Regions from separate parts of the Mus musculus genome. Here region 1 is linked to region 2. The links are chromatin loops, found by intact Hi-C in ENCODE. Cell type or tissue: heart. All regions are shown on one strand.

Evidence for each region. Hi-C counts contacts between places; a loop is a spot of excess contacts. Peaks named below come from ENCODE experiments on the same cell type or tissue, not always from the same donor. Only the 100,000 strongest peaks of a DNase experiment are listed, where the experiment ranks them.
Region 1: a loop joins it to region 2, with 4 times the contacts of the local background. A loop is called at or near these places in 7 of 42 quality-filtered maps.

The regions. Positions count from the first base shown.
Region 1 is chr8:46,550,459-46,552,958 of GRCm38, forward strand. Cenpu (centromere protein U) reads left to right here and starts at 1,611. Exons shown (of 13, transcript NM_027973.4): 1 at 1,611-1,669. The coding sequence starts at 1,629. In heart, no CTCF peak of the experiment used is centred here; a DNase peak (open chromatin) is centred at 1,453; H3K4me3 peaks cover 1,917 bases; H3K27ac peaks cover 1,421 bases.
Region 2 is chr8:46,615,900-46,618,399 of GRCm38, forward strand. Primpol (primase and polymerase (DNA-directed)) reads right to left here and starts at 1,328. Exons shown (of 15, transcript NM_001001184.2): 1 at 1,235-1,328. It overlaps Casp3 (caspase 3), which reads left to right and starts at 1,392. Exons shown (of 7, transcript NM_001284409.1): 1 at 1,392-1,602. In heart, a CTCF peak has its summit at 1,252; a DNase peak (open chromatin) is centred at 1,342; H3K4me3 peaks cover 2,442 bases; H3K27ac peaks cover 1,812 bases.

The sequences.
Region 1 (2,500 bases), 65 kb before region 2:
ACTGACCCTAGATACTCACAGACAAGTGCCCTGGAAGATGTGCGTAAGAATTCCTGGTGATGTGCTGTCGGGAATAGTAAATAGAAAACATTGATGTACCCATAGCACAGAGGAATAAAAGCGATGCAAATAGTTACTTAATGAATTCCAAAGGCAGCATGAATGAACTACAGCTGCATGCAGATGTGGACACTTTAAAAATTATGGCTTTGGTTAGGATACTTGCAGAAAACCTACCAAACGTTATTTATAGAGATAGAAATATACAATGATTATACACAGAGGCATATCGAGGCTGAAAAGCATAAAAATGCTAAAGACAAATAAAAAAAACCGTATGGTTTGTGAAAAGGGCCATTCATGGAAGAGTCTGAGAGAACTGTTACATTTTATGTTCTGATTCAGTAATATAGGTGTCTATGTTTTATTTTTACAGTGTTAAATACCCTTTGTTGGAGACAGGGTTTCTTTGTGTAGGCCTGGCTGTCCTGGAACTCACTCTGTAGGCCATGCTACCTGCTTCTGCCTCTAGGACTAAAGGCAAGCACCACCACTGCCTAGCTTGTATTCATATTTTTATTGTGATAAAATTTATAACATAAAATTGGACATTTCAGCTTTTTATTCCAGTCATTTTAAGTGTTTAAATACATCCACCTTTTTTACACAACCATCTATCTCTCCCATCACCCCCATTTCTGGCCTTTCTCATTACCACTGTGTTTTAGGTTAATCAAGAAATCATTGTTGGAGCTGGAGAGATGACTCAGCCATTTGGAGCCTCTTGCCAAAGACCTCAGAGTTTCCCAGCCTCATAACTATCTGTAACTCCAGTTTCAGGGTATCTGATGCCCTCCTCTGACCTCCACTGGGACCACGGATGTGTATATATATATGCGTGTGTGTGTGTGTATATATACATACATATGCGTATATATAATAAATATATAACATTTTGCATCGATACACATAAATCTTAAAAAAAAATTCATTGCCAAGTCCAACGTCTTGATTCAGTTTTCTTCTGAGTTTGGCCGTTTTTTTTACTTCTTATATCTTTGATCCCTTTAAATCAATTTTTCATTCTTTTGTACCACAAGAAAAATGTAAAAACAAAAGAATCGTGAGTATGGATCCAGAAGGGACCTTCCCGCTTTACGAAGGACCTGGAAGGGAGGACAAATAACGTGTCGCGTTCAACAGTGAGCTGCTACAGGGAGCTAAAAGCGGCATCTGCATTTAGCAATGCGAAGGATTTGACAGTAGTCCATCAACTAACAGCCCGCCCGGAAGCACTGGAGTTTTGGATCCGCTGGCGGCTGGCTCGGGTCCACCCACACCCACACCAGCTCCGGGTCATTTACCCGCCCACGAGGCCGGGGAGTTCTAAATTTACGGAACGGAGCGAGAGCGGGAGAGACAGCCTGCAGCAGCTAAGCCGGTTGCTTTGGACTCCGCTCCGCTGTTGGGTGTTTTCCAGGCCTGGATTTCATCGTGCTCTCGCCCAGGACGCTCTCTGGCCCCGCCCCGGAAAAGGCGGAGCATAGCGAGGACTAGGCTCTGATTGGCTGTTCAGAGCAAGACCGGCTAGGCGCGAGTTTGGAGTCCCTGCCTTTGGGAACGGTAGGATGGCTGCAAGGAGAAGTTTGAGATACTCGGGGAACCCGGGGTAAGTGCTGCCGCCCCGAAATCCGCCCAGGATGGGCTCAACCCGTCCCAGAGACTCGCTGACCCGGCCTCAATTCCCACAGCCCCGAATCCTAGAGCCAGGAGTCAAGCTGTGTGGTAGGGGAACTCAGACACCAGCGTCGCTTTCATGTGACAAGCAAATATTTAACAGTAATCATTTCTGGTCTGTCGACATTGCTTTTTATTTCTAAGACGCAGCTGTTTTCGTAATAGAAAACACGGAAGCCAAACGAAATCTCTAGCGAGGGACCAGGCAGCTGCTTGTTTAGAGCTTGGGCTGGCCTTGCCTAAATACCTAAAGGACATTCAGAGTGCTTCATGGATCTTTTCATTATATAAGAGGTGTGCATCTGAAAAGAAGTTAGTAAGCGGCCCGAAAGGTTAGCGCCACCAACTCCTGGCGAAGGATATTCTGGGCGTGTCTGGCGCGCATCCAAAGCCTGGTAGAGATTTGGATAGAAAGGTCTCCTCTGCGTAGGAAGTCTTCCGTGGGAGGATTACCTATGGAAGATGATGCTTGTAGCTACCACAGGACACAGATGGTGGGGGAATCCACATTCGGTGAGCAGTGGGAAGGAAGATTTAAAAAGGGCAAAGGAGCTTATCAGGGCATGCTGGTTTGTGCTTTTACCTTTTTTGGTTTTTCGAGACAGAATTTTTCTGTGTGGCCCTGGCTGTCCTGGAACTCAACTCTTGTAGACCAGGCTGGCCATAAACTTAGAGATCACCTGCCTCAGCCTCCCAAGTGCTGAGATGAAAGGCGTGAGCCACCACCACCTTTGAGCAAGGGAAAGGAGCTTAGAACTTGATC
Region 2 (2,500 bases):
GACCACGCCCCGCTTTTAGATCACTTCAGAAAGCCATCTTACTCCAGCTCCTGGAAAGCAGTCACATTGCTTTTCATGAATTCTTTCTCTCTTGAGGCCCAGAACGGCTTCAGGTCCCTCTGGGTCCCCATTTACAGGGCGGCTTCAGGTCCCTCTGAGTCCCCACAGTGAGGAGAAATTACAGGGCTTAGATGAAAACTATCACCTCCAGATGTTTTGCTCTAACGAACTTCTCTAGATGAAGTCAACATTAACGGCAGGAAACTGCTGAGGATACCTTATCTAAGGTATCACTTTGTTAAGAACGTTTAGCACAGGGAGGGGTCCGGGCACAAGGGGTTTCTCAATTAGACCCTTCCTTGTGAACTACAGCCTCCACGATGCACTGCGAGGGTTGAATGCATCCTACTGCTAAAGTCCAACAGAAAATGGCTGATTCTAACTTACTTTGGGAGGGATAATGATAGATCAATTTGTTTCTGGAATCTACATTTAACCACTATGGCTCTTCATGAGAGCAAACCACTTATCTTTTTCTTTCTTTTTTTTTCCCCCCCAAGACAGGGTTTCTCTGTGTAGCCCTGGCTGTCCTGGAACTCACTCTGTAGACCAGGCTGGCCTCGAACTCAGAAATCTACCTGCCTCTGCCTCCCAAGTGCTGGGATTAAAGGCGTGCACCACCACTGCCCGTCCACTTATCCTTTTAAAGCCTTTGATGGAACTGGAAAAAATAAAAAATGTATTATGGAAATGCAAGAGCTTGAATTCCACACGCAACGAACGGTAGACATCTGTGTGGCTACGTGTACGTCAGTCCCTTACATCCAACGAAGCAAAGGCGGTGAAGGCAAGAGGCTGCTCTCTGGAGTACATTTGTCCTTAAGAATATTCTGGGCCCCTGAAATTCGATGCTGATCGCTGTGCTCGTGTTTTCGTATATTATGCAAAAACAAAACAAAACAAAACCCACTTCCCAGAGTCAGAGTCTGAATGAAATAGGACGTAAACCAGTCAGAGATTTCAGTAAGGTAGTCAGGACCTCTCACTGAGGGAGCAAGAGGTGGACGGAAGTGAAGAAAGGCCTCGGTGCAATTGAGAGGAAGTAGAATTACCGAGTGCGGGGCACAGCTCTATTTTCTCCTGCCAGAGTTCTGACTGGCAGAGGCGCCTCCCTAGACGCCCATCTTGGCGCCCCCGGAATCAGGCGTGGCCGAAAGACCTCTCTAAAATTTACCTCAAGTGGCGCAAGTCGGCCGGAGGCGGCAGCTGGCGGAGCCAGAGATGGCGGGAACCAGAGCTTGAAACCCGCGCGAGGGGGCGGAGCCGGAGGGGGCGGGGCCCTAGGCTTGCCCTGGGTGGGCGGGGCCTGCGCTACGAGACGGGGCTCAGTCGGGGCTGAAACCACCAATCGCGACTGGCGTGTGCGAGATGAGGTGTTGGGGGGTGTGTGAGGGGGGATGGGGCGGGGAGGTAGAGAAGGGGCGTGGCGTGGGGCGTGACCGGCGGTAGTCTGCTGTTGCTGCTGCTGCTGCTGCAGTTGCAGTGTTGGTGCTGGTGGGATCAAAGCGCAGTGTCCTGCGGCGGGGAGCTTGGAACGGTACGGTGAGTGTCTGCTGCTCTCGCGCCTTCGAAGGCCTGTGTTGTCCCCCGGAGCTGGCGCTCTTTTGGCGGGTCTGCAGCTCCTTGGAGGAGGCGGGGGAAACGGGCAATCTGGGCGGAGGATCCTTTGTGTTGCCTCCAGGCTTGCTCAGGCAAACACTGAAGGCAGAGAAGCTGGAAACAGCGCCGGGAGCGCGATCCCGAGCTGAGAACCCAGACCCGGGAGGCCAAACCGGTGTCCCTAAACCTGGGTGAGCCGGTGCGGTGTCCCTAAACCTGGGTGAGCCGGAGCGGGTTCAGACCCCTCGAGCATGGCACACGGGCCGCGCTGAGGCTTAAAGGCGGAGTCAGGGGGGTATCTGGAGATCGCCCGGGGTACAGAGCTTCAGGGGCGGGAGGGGGTGAGGCCATAGTGTGGGGGTGAACCTGGAAGCCGAGTGGCGGGAGGTGGCGGGATCCTGGATCTGCAGGCCGAGGTGTGGACTCGGTAGCAGAGGATGGATAGGGGAAGTTCTGCCCTGGGGCCTGGAAGCTAGGCTGATGCTGACCTTGTGGCGGCTCTAAGTGACCCAGCCTCCCTCTGTTACAAGAGCATTTGATCTCCACCTTTAGTTTTCTCCAGTGCACTGTGATTTTTGGTTCTTGCGGAGAGCTGATTTTAAGCATTACTCCTTGAATACTCCAGCTCATTCCTTTGTTGGTCAAAGTCACTGTAGGAGCTTGCATTGACATCTCTTGAGCCATGCTCGGTTACTGTCCCTTCTTCGCGCTTATTAATTAGTCTGTGAAGTTCGACTTGAACAGCAGGGTCTTTACCTCATTCTCCGTTGAGTCACCCAGGAAACGTCCTTCTCAGGCACCTCTTGTGGACCCAACTTCTTCCGCCGTTAGTCCCCGAGCC